Regions from separate parts of the Mus musculus genome. Here region 2 is linked to region 1. Evidence: chromatin loops called from intact Hi-C (ENCODE). Cell type or tissue: heart. All regions are shown on one strand.

Region 1 (8,000 bases):
ACAATTCTGGTGTTTGAGGTTGGTGGGCTGTAATCTGGGGCTTCAGAACGCGGGTTCTTCAGTAGTGGGAATGTCTGCAGCTGAAAAGTGCTTACAACCGTTAACAGGGCACCTTACAGTATTTTAATATCTCTTCAACAACTGGACATCTATGCTTGATCGTTAAAAACACTGTCACTTGAGCTGTGACTCGGATTTGTTATTCCACTGACTTGCAGGTCTCTGATGCTGTTGTCAGAATTCCGGGACTCAGGCTCAGCCAGGATGACTTCAGAATAACAGCACTCAGACAGGAGCCCCTTTCCAAGCTCACACGGGATAAACTAACCTTGCTTTATAGGGAAACCAAAGTATTCCAAGAGCTCCTGCTTTATCATCTATCACAGTCTTTAGCATGTTAGATACTCAACAGATAGATGTTCGTTCCACGTATTGATTAGACAGGAGCATGCTGGATGAATCTGTGTCCGATGATCTGGGCTCTTTTCAACAGGTGAACTTAGAGCAGCAAACTGACACAGCTCACACAGCCCCATGTGCTGGCACCTGCAACAACTATCTGGGACTGTGAACTCTGCAGACCGCTAGCTTAGGAAACATCTCCTGCTTTCCTCTCTCTTTCTCTCTCTCTCTCTCTCTCTCTCTCTCTCTCTCTCTCTCTCTCTCTCTCTCTCTCTCTCTCTCTGTGGTCCCTCCTCACCCCATGTTTTTTTTACATCAGAGAATATGTTGGTTAAGCAAGTTCCAAACCATTACTTAATGAAGGGATCAGAAATGGGAAAGGTGCATGTCAGTAAAGAAACTATCCATCCACAGGAACTCTGTGATATCGTCCAAGTTTTTATTGTAGATATAAGAGTGCAGCCAGAGGCATCTGGAAGAGTCCAGAGCAGGGAGAGAAAGTAGACTGAGCATGGCCAGCAGAGCGGACCTGGCCAGGGCTATCTGTGAGAAAGGAGAACAGCAAGAGATAGAGACTAGAGCGAGCAAGGTGAGACTAGCCAGGGCAGAGAAAACCTTGCCATTATAGAAAGAACAACTGTGTGTAGGCAGAGGGAACCCGGGAAGACAGCATGCTAGCAGCGTGCTAGTGTGGACTTTGAAATGTAGAACAGGTACTTGGGATATTGAGGGAGCCAGAGGCCTGCCTGTGCTTTGATATGTAACAAAGGTAGCCATTTGTCCTTCTGCTAGAGGTAAGGGAAATGGTTCCTTCTGTTAGATGGGGACCAGTTTCATAAGTTCTTGAAGAAGGCTGGCTTTTATATAACCGCCAGACATCATACAGTCTAGCTTGAGCTCATTTCTGGATATATGGATGTCTTTTGGAGTACAGGGAACTGGGGCTTTTTTCTTTGGACCTGACAACTTGTCCTTAGAAAGCACTAGCTATGTACAAGTGTTGTCTGTCAGACAGGGGCCCTGTGGCCTGAGTGGTGGCCCACTGTGTTCATGAAGCTCAGGGAGACTTAGGGATGGCTTCAGGCAGCTAACAGACACTTAGAACTCTGGAAATGTGCATGAAGAAGGAAAACCACAGTGAGGGAGGAAGGGGTGTCCTGTAGCACTCTAATCCATCTTCCCCATCAACCCCCTACTGCAGAGGAGGAGAAATAACTTGTTTCTGTGTCAGGCTGACTTTCCTTGGAAATGTGGCTATTAGGCTGCTGTGATTTTAGAATGACCGTTACTTAGAAAGAATTCACAGTTATAGAGAGTAAAATAAATAAATAAATAAATAAATAAAGGAAAGCTCCTTTCTTGTTAGTGTTTTTCCTTTCCTTTTAAGAAAAAAAAAAAAAAAAAAAAAGCCTGAATCCACCTTCTTGCCACTCCATTAGCAGAGGAGGCTGGCTTACTCTCTAGGAGATCCCTACCTTTTGCCAGAAGCTATGAATGTATACTCTAAAGTAAACAATGGAAAGGTTACTGGAGGTTAAGCACATTCACACTTCAGACAGGAACAGCCAGGGCTCCCGGCTGGGAAGATAATTTACACAGCATGAACTTGGTGCCCTAGTGCCAAAGGGAGGGGTGTGTGTGTGTGTGTGTGTGTGGTGGGGGTTGGGGGGGGGGAGAACAGCCCATGTGACCCAGGTCTGGTGTCTGGAGGTCAACTGGAGGGCAGCTTTGCTTATACAGCAGCCCGTTCTCATTTATCTTCCTCTGAGGATTCCCTAGTTGGAAGCGAGACAGGTTTTGTGACATCACTTGTCAGCTAATAATAAAAATGCAGCCAGCCACCTGCCAGCAAAGATGGATGGGTTTTAGGTTACAAACTTACAAGCTGAGTGGAGTTCCCTTGTCTGTGCCTGCCCCCCTCCTCGGTGCCATTTCCCCAAGTCTGCTGGGGACAAGTGCTGTTGACTGGACTTCTCCACTAACTTGGGGAGGTTGAGGGTTAGGGTCGCATGGAACCCAGGGACGCAGACTGCGTGCTAACGCCCTGGCAGAGGTCATGAGGCGCAGCTGTCTGCAGAGTGCCTGCCTCTATGGCGTAGCTGTAGAGATGAAGTGAGACAAGCCTCCAAGGCCTGACTGAACTCAACTTTAGATTCATAAAGCCACAGCAAACCCAGACAGGCTGGAAATACAAAACAAACAAAAAACCAAAAAAACCCTCCCAGAACAAAGACACAAGATATAGGAACACATTCATTGGAAATCTTTTGGTTTAGTTTGCCTTGTTAAGAAAGGTTTAACTGAAAGTTAGCTTTACAAGTTGTATGTTAAAAGAGACCAAGAAAACATCTTGGCACAGGAATAGCTCTTTTCAACAATTGCAAGGAAGGGCAAGGGGCCAGGGAGGCTCTGATGCATAAGCCTGGCTATGGGCTGCAGGCTGCTGCTGCTGTTTCTGCCCCGTGGATGGGCTGTGTGGCCCAGCATACACCACATGGTGTCTCTGGAGTGGACACTGACTGCACAGGCAGCATCAGGAAGCTTTGCTCCTACTGTCCCCAGGTCACAGCAGGACCTTGCTACATCTGGACCAAGATGGGTCGATCAAGTCCAGTTCCTCTGTGCAGGTAAAATGATAATGTTGCCGCTATAAGGGTAGCTGTCCTAAACTGGGGAAAGGAAAGTGCTGGCTGCTCGGAGAGCAGGCCTCCACTTTCTGCAGGACCTGTACCCCAGCAGGGCTTCCTGTTCTGAGCCTCAGGCATGCTGGGAGCGCTATTCTCCACACACAAGTGCAAGCCATTCAGGGACACAGGCTCTTTCCTGACAAATAAACGTATCTTTAGATCTTTGCAGACACCACTGCTTTGGACCCTGCACCCCACTGGGGTGTTATTTTGGAAGAACAGTTCAGGGCTGTTCACAGACCAATTCTTTAAGTCTGTGAGCTGAATGTAATGTGTGGTTTTTAAAATCAGCCTGTCCCGTGCTCAGGTATGTCCTGAGTGGTCAATGTTTGGGGTCATTAAGGGTGAGGCTGCCGAGGAGGGTTTCCTTCTTAGAACTGGACCTCCGTCTAAGGATGGGCAGGGCAGTGCATGGCTGGCTGCTCGTTGATGCTGACTGGCACCAGAGAATCAATTACAAGGGAACAGAGTTCTTTCTCTAGATTCTGATGTAAACACTGGGCCTGCTTCAAAGGCATTTCCTTCTAGGCTAAGGCATCGAGTGAGTTTGTGTCCAACATATGATCAAAAAGCCCCAAACAGGGTTCCTGCAGTATCATGGGGTAGCTTTGGGGTCCTAAGAGCTTATCTACCTTCACTGTCTTGGGGACATCAATACTGCACCTGCACCAGGGCTCATGGGAACCTTACGGACTGAGAAGTAAATGTAGCCGCCCCCAGCCTTGAAGCAGGCTGATTCAGACTTTGCTGCCTCTAAAAAATGAGATCACCTGGGGTGCAGCCTTCCAACTGAGATGGCTATATTGTTATGTCAACTACCGCTGCCCAACTCTGAGACTCTGCTACCTGCTGAGAGACCCTTGAGACATTCTGGAGACACATCCTATCCTGCCCATCGCCTACAGGCTGGCTTCAGGCACCAAGAATGGATTGGCGGGGATGGGCCTCCCCCGCCCCCCTTTTATAAGCACATTGTCTTAGTAAACTCGAGGGCCTTGATCAGAGAAAACTTGTCTTGGCTTCATTCTTTCCTCGCCGTCTAGTCTCTCTCTTTCAGCCCCAGCCTGCCTTCCAGGAATACCTGGTTCAGGCAGGCCGTGGTACTACAGATTGGTGCTCAAACAGGGACCTGGAAAGGGCGGGAAAACACCGAGGGACCGCTGTCTTGCGTGGAGCGCCACGAGAAGGGAAGAATCAGAAGATCGTATCGGGCACAGTGAGCAACAGGTATTTATGCCAGCGCTGGTTTTAAACTTCATTTTTTAAAGTGTTGCTGGAGGTGTGATAGGACACGGGCTGTGCTGGAACAGTGCAGTAAACAGGAGACTCCTAGCATACTGCATTTGCTCAACAAACATGGGCTTTCAGTTAGCCTCAGAACAGGAGCAGTGACTGCTGAGTGTGCGCAGGCCCCACCTTACACAGCAGCGGCAGGGTGCCACCAATGCTGCAGGGAACTAGCCTTAAGTGGGATCTGTGATGACCAGTGACCAGCAACCAGAAATGGGGGGCGGGGTGTTACCTGAGTGAGGCCACCATGCAGAACCGGGCAGGGGGCTGATTTCCCTGTCTCTAACACTGGATTTGCCAGCTTACAGCATGTGGTAATCTCACACTTCAAAGTCTAAGGGCGGGGGTGTGGGGTGTGGGAGGAATGCCAGAAGATAGAGTGACCTTATCCACTGTGTGGGTGCAGGGGCAGGAAGGAGCTGCCTGTACACCTGGTCCCCATGATGCACCCGACAGCCTTTGCCTCAGCACTGGCGGGGATTCCCTTCGGGTGACAGCAGAACCTGAGTCCAGATTTTATTTTTCAAAGTACAAACTGGAGTGGCCCAGACAGAAGAGGTAGTGCAAGCCAGTCACTGGGCCTGAAGGTGGCGCCACCCAGACTGTGAAATACCAGAGTGGGTTCATGAAGGTGTTTACTCCATCCAGAGAGATGGCTATTCTTAAATCCTTGTGTTACACACAGAGGTATGTGGCTCAGGACTCTAAGTCTACTCTGATGAGATGATGGGAGGCACGGTCTGACAGGCAGGGCAGCACCACACCCTGCAGCACTCTGTCCTTCTCTGAGGGCCTGAGCTCTGCTGGGGGTGGGTCCTCTCCTGGCTCTGGAGCTCTGGCTCAGCCTGGTCCCAGGCCCACTCTGCTGGGCCCAGCTGGAGCACTGCTCTTACCAGGAGATGGCGGCTGGAGCTTTGGCTGCTTCTTCGAATCCCCGGTGCTGAAGACTTCAGGTGGGGGCTCCTCCCCGCGCTCAGTTTTGCACTCAAAGGCGAACAGGTACTGAATATACTGCTTTTTCAGAGAGCTGGCTGCGCTGCTGGAAGTGCCAACGTTCAGGTTGGTTGCCAGCTCACGCCACTTCTTGTTTTTATTAACCTAGCAAAAAAATGGGCAGGATGGTTGGTTCGTGGCAAAGTGGCTTGTTTAAAGCCTGGAGACAAACAAGCACTTAATGTCTTGGCTTACTTTTTTCATTTGCTTCTTTTAACTAATGCTCATCACTCCCACTCAGCAGCACACAGACAGCATTTACAGCCATAAAACCATTAAGGAACCTGCTGATGGTTACATAAAAGCCCACTTGCTGGGGTCTCTGCCTGCTACGGCTCCTATAGACTTGAATAAGAGCTTCCAGATTTCTGAGCCCCCGATGAATGGAGAACCCAACACACACACACACACACACACACACACACACACACACACTCTCTCTCTCTCTCTCTCTCTCTCTCTCTCTCTCTCTCTCTCTCTCTCACACCCCTAATCTTTAAAAGAAAAGTGTGCCTTAACTATAATAACGGCACCATTCTTACATGAAAAAGTAATGCTTCCTCCCACCAGCCAGAGTGTGAGCCTGTGACTCGGGATACAGTCTCCCACAAGGCTTTCACTGAGGCTCCTTGTGGGCTGAGCACACAAGTGCTTACTTCTCCCTGGCTGGAGTGTCGGCCAGCAGCTGAGTGGTTTGTGTGTGTCCTACAGGGTTTCCATCAGCCTTCCAAGAGAAGGTGTGTATGTGTGTGTGAGTGCGCGCGCGAGCGTTCATGGAAGGGCACAGGTACATAGATGCATTGCTTCAACTTTCTCATTCCAACTTGGAATGGGAAGTAAGAACTTAAAGTCATGAATGAAACATGAACACACAAATAACTCAGGGAAGAAGGAAGCTTGTGTCTTTGGACAGGTACTATGTTGAGTAGCTTGCAATGGTCATGAATTAATGAATTTATGGATCTAAACTTTGGCACAAGGCTCTTTACATCCATTTACGTAGTACTAAATAGTCACAACAATAAACACACTGCTGGATTGCTCTGGGAAATACATCTTTCAGCACTTAACGAAAGTGGGTGCAAACAGCAGGTCACAGCTGCTTCAGAGATGGCCAACCAGAGTGCTAGGATATGACCTTGTTGGTGTGGGACAGCATTGGTGGTGTCCCCTGGGTGTGCACTGGCTAAGCTGCAGAGTTGCTTGTGTGCAGCCGTAATCTGCTTAAATACACTGGCGTGACTCAGGGAGCCAGACCAGAGCCACACACACCACAGCCACACATGCCACCTGATGCCTGGATTCTAGTGCTTTAGTCTTGGAGATTTGCATTAGAGTCCAGCCTAGGAGAGCTAAGCAGAGTGGGAGAGGCAGAGGCATAGGGAGACAGGGGAGAGGTGCTCTACCCAGCACATGTTGAGATTCCGAAGAGCTAGACCCGAGTTCTAGTGGATCTAGTTATAGGCCTCAGTCCTGTGGGGGGCAGGCACCTAAAGGGTCCAGACACTAGTGAAGGTCTGCCCTGCACCCCAGAACCCCAGAGACATAGGGTGACAGGTTGCTTTGGTGGGGTGTTTGTTGTCTCATTCCATCTGCCTATTAGGCTTCTGGGGACCCAGCCAGCGTCACAGAATTGATCTAGGGTGGGGACCTGGAGTCTTTAGAGTCCACAGGAGATCCCCAGTCATGGCAGGAGCTTACCCGCCACACACTCGGGTGGGGACATTATTGTAATTTATTTAGTTATACACGAGCTTCCTCATCAATTCCCAAGGTTAGTGACCTGTGCCTTGTGAGTACACCCAGATAAAGGCCATGGTGAGATGAGGTACACCCCTACTTCAACCAGACCCCTCAGCAAAAATAATGGGGTGAACAAAGTGGAGTGTCAGGGATACAGGGGTTTAGGGGAACATTCTGACACAACAAGCAATGGTGGGCTTTTGCACAGACAAAAGGTGAGCCTCACCTTGAACTCTATTCCTGGGTGTGTGGCCTGCTCACCCAGTAAGCCCTGGGGGTTACTGTAGCTATCCAGGAGCTGTAAGCATGGCTTTATTCTTACAGCTGAATTGCCCTTTCTGCTTTCTTTTGAGGCAGGGTCTCACATAGCTGCAGCTGTCTTTGAATTCCTGATCTTTCTGTTTCTTCCTCCCAACTATGGAATTATAGGCAAGTCCCACTATGTGCAGTTTGAATTTATAAGTTGCTCTGGATATAGAAATATAGTGATTGTATCTGATTTGTGATTTGATTTGTATCTGATCTATGACGAATTTAGTCATTTGTAACCAGAGAATCTTAGAGCTGCCTGGGAAAAAGGTCTGCTGGTCTAGGACGGATGAGGGAATTGAGGCCACAGGAGTGGGTAGCAGAGTCAGGAACTGTAGCTCCCTCCGAGCACTACAGAGTCTTAGGAGGGGGACCAGCCTACAGGCTTAGAAAAGTCAGAGGCCAAACACAACATCCCGAACCGAGCAGTGCGCCCAAAGGCCTGCCTGCAGCACTCCGCCCGACGGAGGCTCACCTGCGCCAAACCTCCAATCTCCTTGACGCAGACATACAGTCGGAACAGGTCCAGGGGCTTCTTGCCCACTGCTGGCAGACTGGACACCGGGGAGCCCCTCT
Region 2 (8,000 bases), 71 kb after region 1:
GTAGCCACTGAAGACAAGGCAACCATGGAGGCAGGGCTCTCGGCTTCCTCAGCTCACACCCAGTGTGATGGCTTCAACAGGAGGTGGGAGAGTGGGACAGGAGGGCACAACAGGGGCCATGTCTATCTTGGGGAGTCAGTCTGGGTGTTGAGCAACTGGGTAAGGTCCACCACAGAGCCTGTGGTGCCTGTGGTAACATTCTGTCAGAACACATCCTTTGCGACAGCTTTCAGGCCTGTGGTATGACTCAAAAGTCTGCATGAGAAAAAGTGCATTGGTGGCAGCAGTGGGGACCATGACATAATGCGACTCTCTCTCCCGGGATGACAGTATTCTGATGTCTACCTTAGAGGTAGTAGGTTCCGAATCTGACTCACACACAACCCAGCCATGACACACAGAAGTGTAGCACGCACGCTAACTCTGCTCACAGCCCTGCTTTCTGTAGGATGGGGCGGGGCGGGGGGCACACAGAGCAGGCAGTTTGTATTTCTCTCACCAGGACAAATTAATGAAACAAAACCGAATTTCCCCCTTCTCTTACCCATTCTTATTCCTCTTCAATATTTTTCCTCTTCCTAAGATTCCTTTCTTTTTGTTTGAGAAGCTTATATTTGGCTGCCTTGTGAGGAAACGGGTATAGTGACAGATGAAAGACTTGTATTCATCGTGTAATTCAGAATAAGGGGGAAATCGACTGCTGTGCATTTAAGATTCGAACAACCTTGCAATTTTGTATAGTCATTTTCCCCACCCGTTCTTTTGAAGAAATCTGCCTTTATTCTGCTAATAACTAACCGCCACGGCAGCAGCATGGATCCGATTAGCAGTTCTTATGATACAAAGGGGACAAGGGAAAAAAAAAGCTGTGAATGGGGTTGCCAATTTGTCTACCTGGACCCCCAGGGGAAAGATTAGTTGAGTGCTGCCTGCTCCTCTCTTCCCCATGCAGGCCAAAGGCAGGGCTCCTGCAGGACAAAGGCAGGGCTGCAGGGCTGTAGGGCTGTAGGGCTGTAGGGCTGCAGGGCTGCAGGGCTGAAGGGCTGCAGGGCTGCAGGGCTGCAGGGCTGTAGGGCCAGGTCCCCTCTTTCTTCAATCAGAGTTGTGCTCACTCCCCCCTTCCTTGTCACACCCTCAGTCTGGGTTCCAACATGGTTGACAATGCTACTCATAAACAGGAGCAGCTATGAAGATGCCCTGTGGGAGGGCTGGGCTTGCCTTCTGCGGTACTGGTCAGCTTAAAGCCCAGACACTGTAAAAGGAGGTGTAGGGGCCCTGCAGGCACAAGAGGCCATGCTTTAACACAACACCCAGTCATTAGGCATGGTGACACTACTCCTGGATGCATGCGACAGGTGGCAGGATAAGCTGTACTGTTTAAGAGCACTAGATTTTCAGCTCAGAAACCAACATTTAAACACTGGTATCTGGGTGGAAAAGATGGCACTTGCCATGTGAGCCTGGTGGCCCGAGTGGGTTCAGCAAGAAGGGACTTCATACGTTATCCTCTGACCCCCACATATGTGCTACACAGGTCCTCTGCATACATACACATATTATTATTACTAAAAACTAGTTTCTATTCTACTAAATGTAGAGTTAATGTCTGTTAAATATCTGATTAATCAATTTATACGTGAAATTAACCTGGTTTCTGAAAGTTTTAAAAATTTATTGTATTTGAAACTACACTAGCAGTTTATTCTTGTGGTAAAACTTAAAACTTCTGTATGTTTGACTTTAAACTATATTGACTGATTAACAGGCCAATTTTGTGGTATGTGTGCATGTGTATGTGTGTGCATGTGCAGACTAGAGGCTGACTTGGTCTTTCCCACTTATTATTGTAGACAGGGTCTTTCCCTGAAGGCAAGCATGCTGATGGGGCTACGTTGGCTGGTCAGCCAGCTCCAGGGCTCCGCTGGTCTCTGGCTCCTCAGCAGGAATCACAGATGTGTGCCACCAAATTTGGGTTGTGACATGGGTGGCTATGGATACAAACTTCATGGTTATGGGATGCTGAGGTGACTACGCTATTTCTTTCCTTTTGTGCAGGGTCTCATGTGGTCCAGGCTGGCCTTCACCTTCCCATGGAGCTGAGGTTTAATCCCAAGGGCTGGGTCTTCAAGCATGCGCTCTCACGCTTTGCTTGTGTGGTGCCAGAAACTGAACCCAGGGCTTACACCTTCCAAGAAGACACCAACCTACATCCCAGCTCCAAAACCTCTGAAAAGTAAAAGCTAACGCGCTGTACTGCTCTGGGAAACTCACCAGCAAGGCCGAAATCCCCAAGACCTGGGGGTCTACCTACCACCACTGCTCACATTTAGATGTAATAACATCTGAGTGAGGTCTCCATTCAGTGTCACATATATGCATGCAGTGCTTCAGTCAATGGCTTTTGAAGAGAAGGATGCACAGTGAAACCTAGGGCAGTGTGCAGCTAAACCCTGAACCAGTCCAGTCCAGTGAGGGGGACGTTGTGGGGGGCAAGCTGGCTCAGTTCAGAGTGTGTGTGTGTGTGTGTGTGTGAGTGTGTGTGTGTGTGTGTGTGTGTGTGTGTGTGTGAGTGTGTGTGTGTGTGTGTGTGTGTGTGTGTGTGTGTGTGGTGGTTCTACGAGTGCTGAGCTGGCTCAGTCCAGTTCCACCTAGCACGGCGGGGTGTGGAACAAGCACTGTGCTCTTGTGCACACAGCTCTTCAGAACTTGTGTCCAGGTTACCTGGAGCCTCTGGGACAACTGGAGGTTGCATGACAGAGACCACTAGGACACAGAGGGGAGGAGCCACATTCTGAGCCACAGCTTCACATACGCACCAGGCTTACTTTAGATTTTAGCTAGGTAGTTATCAAGCACACTTTTCAAATATCTAGAGCGTATTAATTACCCGTTGTCGAGATAGGGATTCAGTCAGCAGCTACTATTGTGCTATGAATGCTAATGCATCTCTGTGAAGGCTCAGAACCAGGCAGAGGCCTTCAGACTCAAAGACTTGGCTTAGATCTACAAGTTGAGAACTATGGTTTTAGGTGCTGTTCTTAAGCACAAAGATAACAGACTGATCTATCCCCTTTGAGTCTCTCTGAGGAGGGGAGGAAAAGGCCAGTGAGAGACAACCCACCAAGCCACAGCTCAGGATGAAAGCTAGTCCTGGAATAACCTCAGAGTTGTCTTTTCTTAGACTCCTTTTTCTTTTTCCTTTTCTTTCTTTTTCTTTTTCTTTGTCCCCTTTCAGAATTGGCATGCTTGCACTTGGTCAACATCTACTGGGCGCCCTCTCCTGGCCAGGCACGGTTCTCCACCCTTGATGTAACGGGAAGCTGCACTTAACAAGAAAAGGACTCAGTTGGACCTTGAGGGGTAGGATGGATAATATAGAGTAAGCACAGGGTAGTTGACTTCAGCTGTGTGGGCAAAGGGCTTGCCCAGAGTCATAATACTACAGGAATGCAAATCTGTTCCATGACTGTCTCTAAGGGAAAAAACATAGGAGAGGAGGGGACAAGACAGAGCAACACGCTGAGGACTGAGGTGCAGCTCTCTACAAATGACAGTTTTGTGTTTAAAAAAAAAAATCAAAAGAACTTGTCATAATCGTGTGTGTGTGTGTGTGTGTGTGTGTGTGTGTGTGTGTGTGTGTGTGTAATGGATTCACGGTGATGGTCGTGAAGATGGGGACAGCACCAGTGACCTCAGGCCTGAGATTGTAACTCCTCTTGTATTTTTTTCACTGTGGCAGCACTACCAACAGAGTTCATAACCTAGCTCTAGAAAGGCCAGGAAACCAAATACAAACCTGGCAACTACAAAGACTGCCTGGGGTGGTTCTCTACCCCATGCTTCTCAGTGATGACTAACTAACAGTCACCTAGACACAAGCAATGGCCCTCATGAGGGACAGTGAGGACAGCACACTGGCTGACTGGAGGCTCGGGGTAGCCAGAGCCACTACCTCCTAAGTGAGGGTGGGGCCAGCAATCCATGCTGCCCCTGGAATGCTCAGAAGGCTAGACACCTCTAGCTTCAAACCCAGAGTTCTCTCTCACATCTGCACTGAAATGCAGCCCCAGTATCCAAACTTTCACACCTAACTTGGCTAAAATAAACAAATCAACCAAAACAAACCCTCCCTCTGAATGGTTAGGCAGAATTACTAAGGAGGGTCACAGAAACAGGGTCAGCCCAAACGCTTCCCTTCCACCTCCGCTGTGCCCCTTCCTCTTCTAAGCACAGACACTGCTCTCTAATTTCTTCACCCCTCCTCCTCCACACAACCCTGTGTGCCCACTGCGACCACCCTTCCCTAATATCTGAAGAGGACACTGAACCTTATATATTAACTATATTTTTTTACATACATAAATGTCTCTGGTAAAGTTTCCTATTTATTAGGCATAGTAAAGGATCACCAATAATAATGTAACAAAATAATTATAATGTGCCTGCTTTATTGATTGAGGTAGGGCCTTCCAATCAAAGTCTATAGCTAGCTTGCTCTGAAGATCCCCCGTATCTGGGTCTGGGGATCTGAACTCCAGTCTGAATGGTTAACTGTCAAAATGTCCCCCAGACCAAGAGCACACTTATTCATGAACTTCATGTTTTTCCCATACTCTCCGCGTGCAGGCCCAGTGCACTTCCCTATGGTCCTAGAAACATGTCCACAGTCTGCTCTGTGGAATGAATGAGGCAAGTGGTGATAAAGGAAGGCAGGGAGGCCGTGGGCAGCCGGGCTGCCGGGCCTGGCACAGGACACACCTGAAGCAGCAGCATCTGAAGTGCAACAGAAGCCCCCATGCAGCACTGTACTGGCAGCCTTCACAAGGTCACACCCTGGCATTCTGCAATGTGCATTTAAAGCAGTTTGCAAGTACAAATCCTGGTGTCACTTTCTGTTTGGAAGAGAGAATGTCAACACTAACAATCCCCGGGTATACCATTTATAAACATGCAGATGTGAATTATTAAAGATTAATGCCTTTCAGGATTGGTGTCGGCATTCCGTTTGTCTCGTGCCGAAATCAATTCTGCTCTTCATTAGTCAATGACAACCCACATCATCCCGTCGTGGAAGAGAAATCAAAGGTGCACGTGTGTGAATGAGAGTAACTGATGAAACTGATTAGTACTAGGCTTAACGGCTATAATCAATCAACACATCAGAGTCCTCAGCTTCAGCGGAGCAGGAGACAGGGAAGTAGAAGGAACGCTCGCTCCTTCGGGACCAATGGCCTGCTCCTTTAGAACACTCACACGGAAGAGCTAAGAACACACCAGCTCTAGACACTATTCATTTAGCCACCATTTCCCGAAATGTAGCCAAATGGATTCGGACACTCTCCTCGTCTCTGCTTCCATTAGCTCATAAAAGCACTGTACCCCTCACGTCTCGAGTCCTCAGTACAGCAGGTCAATGCCTCCCCTTCCACAGAGGCAGTATGCTGCTGCGTGCACGGCTGCAGCGGTGACAGTCCACAGAGGCAGTATGCTGCTGCGTGCACGGCTGCAGCGGTGACAGTCCACAGAGGCAGTATGCTGCTGCGTGCACGGCTGCAGCGGTGACAGTCCACAGAGGCAGTATGCTGCTGCGTGCACGGCTGCAGTGGTGACAGTCCACAGAGGCAGTATGCTGCTGCGTGCACGGCTGCAGCGGTGACAGTCCACAAGCTCCAGAAATGAGCAAGGTGTGTGACTCTCACTACAGCAGATAACTGCAGTGAAGAAGAACACACAGACACAGGCACAAGCAGACATGGGGGAGGAGGGTGGTGAAGCACGAGGCTGCTAGCGGCTTGGGAGGGATCCGAGAGGGGAAGAAAGGTCAGGTGGAAATGAGCAGAAGCTCTTGTGTCTTCCTGGTCGCTGAATGTGGAGGAAGAGGAAGAAACAAAGCTTAAGTTCAAATGTGGTAGAAGAAGAGAAGACGTGCTCCTTTGGAAGAGAAGCCACCACATTCATCTGGTGAATGCCAGACAGACCGGGTCTAGTGAGCTCTTTCATACTGCGGTGGAGCTTGGCATGAAGGGTTACAGGCTGCTAAGGAGAGGCTGAACAGTGCCCTTTCCCTCACCAAGCTCTTCGAGCTGCACACCGTCTCTCAAAACCAGAAGCCCTGCCTGTCTCCCTCACTGCTGCTAAGCATCATTTGGAAAGGATAGGAAATTATTGCTTTGTTTAACACACAAATATTTTACATTGTAAGGGGAAAAACACTGGCTAAGTTTTCTGAGTTTGTAGAAATGCTGAATTCATGTTTTCTGTGTAACCACAGATTAGAAACATGGATATATCAATGACACTGTGTGTTTCTTTTTTTTTTCTTTTGCTTGCTCAGTTTGCCAATAAGCAGCATGCATCCCCCTTGGAACAAGCTGTCACGGAATTTCTACCTCCAGAGAAGCCAAAACGGAGCACGTGATAGATGCTGAGACGTGAGCTCAGCAGGGAGGGCAGTGGTGCTGTCCCTGCAGCGCATGCGTGGCAATGATGTCCCTGCAGCAGTGTGCGTGGCCTATGCTGGCAATGCCGAGAGAAAGCCGGCAGGAAATGTTTACACACAGAAACAAACCTGTAATATACCCTGAGTCTTATTAAGGGTAAATTAAACCACGGAAAATATATTTACTGGGATGGATGGGCTTGGGCTGAGGCTTGAAAGATTTAAAAAGCTAGGCAGAACGGATTAAACAAAAGAGAGACATGTTTTGCACACTCTGTGGTTCATGTTACAGGCACTAATCTTGACAAACGACATCAGGAACCTTTATCGTTTCCTCTCACTAACGCCCTTCCTGCTCGCTCTGGCCCACGACCAGCTTCTCACTGCCATCCATCTTTCTCTTCCCCCGGTTAGCATCCTTTCTGAATCTGCTGTGTGAATGTCAAATTAAGAAAACTTGTCTTTTGCCTAGAATATTTTCTTGTTTTTATCTGCAGCTCTGGAAGCCCACCTGGGTGCCATTTCATATCGTGCTAAGGAGGGGCTGGGGCTGTTTAACTATCACAGCATGTGCATTTGTTGTCTGAGGGCACGTTAGATGAACAACTCATTCTCCAGGAGCTGGGGCGACAGACTCTGGAATGAGCTGAACTCTAGAGAACTGGAGTTCATCTAGCACAGGCCAGCTCTGGCCAAGCTTCCTTTGGAAGTTCTATCCTGGCAAACTTTTGCAAAGCACAGAAACTAGAGGCCTTTGTCAGGCAGCGGTATGCCAGTCACCTCCTGGACAGAGGACAGGTGTGTGTGTGTGTGTGTGTGTGTGTGTGTGTGTGTGTGTGTGTGTGAGAGAGGGGGGGGGGGAGAGAGGAGAGCGAGCGAGCAGGAGCACAGCAGAGGGAAGCAGGGCTTACCGTGGAGAAAGGAATGCACAGAGAGAGGCAGAGGACAGCTCTCAAGGACTGATCACAGGGTCCTCCTCACTAGGCTCTTCTGTCAAGCTCACTGGACTCCTGACCTACCTCACAAAGCCCTCATTCTCATCTGGCCAGCAGTTAGAGGGGAAAATGGGTGAGCCACCTCCATCAGGTAAGCACATAGCAATGCTTATACAACCTAAAACCAAGCAACACAAAGAAAACAAAACCAGGAGCCTTACAACTCTGTCCTTTCTGCTCTCATGGGTAGGAAGATCTACCTTGGATTAATCTTCCTATAATAAAAACCAGCACCACACAGGAACGGCCAGGAAGCCATGTCCCTTTGGTGAGGCACTCATGTGAATATTTACGTTTATGTTATTTGTTCTAACCTATCAGTGGTCATCTACAGATAGATTAGAGTGACTTAACTTCACACACAGCAGGCCAGTGACAAAGAACCAAAAATAGCCATAAGCAGGACCCCGAAGTTCATGCCCTTATACGTCATTAACAAAGCCAAAGAAGCAGCACGAGCAATCAAAGGGCCAGAAGCGTCCATCGGGCCAGGACCCGCCCCGCCTGCCACCTGCCCTGCACAGCCACGCTCCCCGTCTTCAACCTTGGCTGCGCGTACAGCATGG

Evidence for each region. Peaks named below come from ENCODE experiments on the same cell type or tissue, not always from the same donor. Only the 100,000 strongest peaks of a DNase experiment are listed, where the experiment ranks them.
Region 2: it touches region 1 in a loop (2.1-fold over the local background); 7 of 42 quality-filtered maps call a loop at or near these places.

The regions. Positions count from the first base shown.
Region 1 is chr17:5,318,750-5,326,749 of GRCm38, reverse strand. It overlaps Arid1b (AT rich interactive domain 1B (SWI-like)), which reads right to left. Exons shown (of 20, transcript NM_001085355.1): 12 at 7,900-8,000; 13 at 5,273-5,477. Among named protein-coding and RNA genes, the nearest start is that of Gm29050, 89 kb to the left of the region's middle. In heart, a CTCF peak has its summit at 4,957 (motif pointing right); a DNase peak (open chromatin) is centred at 2,179; H3K27ac peaks cover 1,608 bases.
Region 2 is chr17:5,247,916-5,255,915 of GRCm38, reverse strand. The region is part of intron 5 of Arid1b (AT rich interactive domain 1B (SWI-like)); the gene reads right to left. Among named protein-coding and RNA genes, the nearest start is that of Gm34854, 28 kb to the right of the region's middle. In heart, CTCF peaks have their summits at 3,065 and 3,287 (motif pointing left); DNase peaks (open chromatin) are centred at 6,405, 6,795 and 7,985; H3K27ac peaks cover 1,907 bases.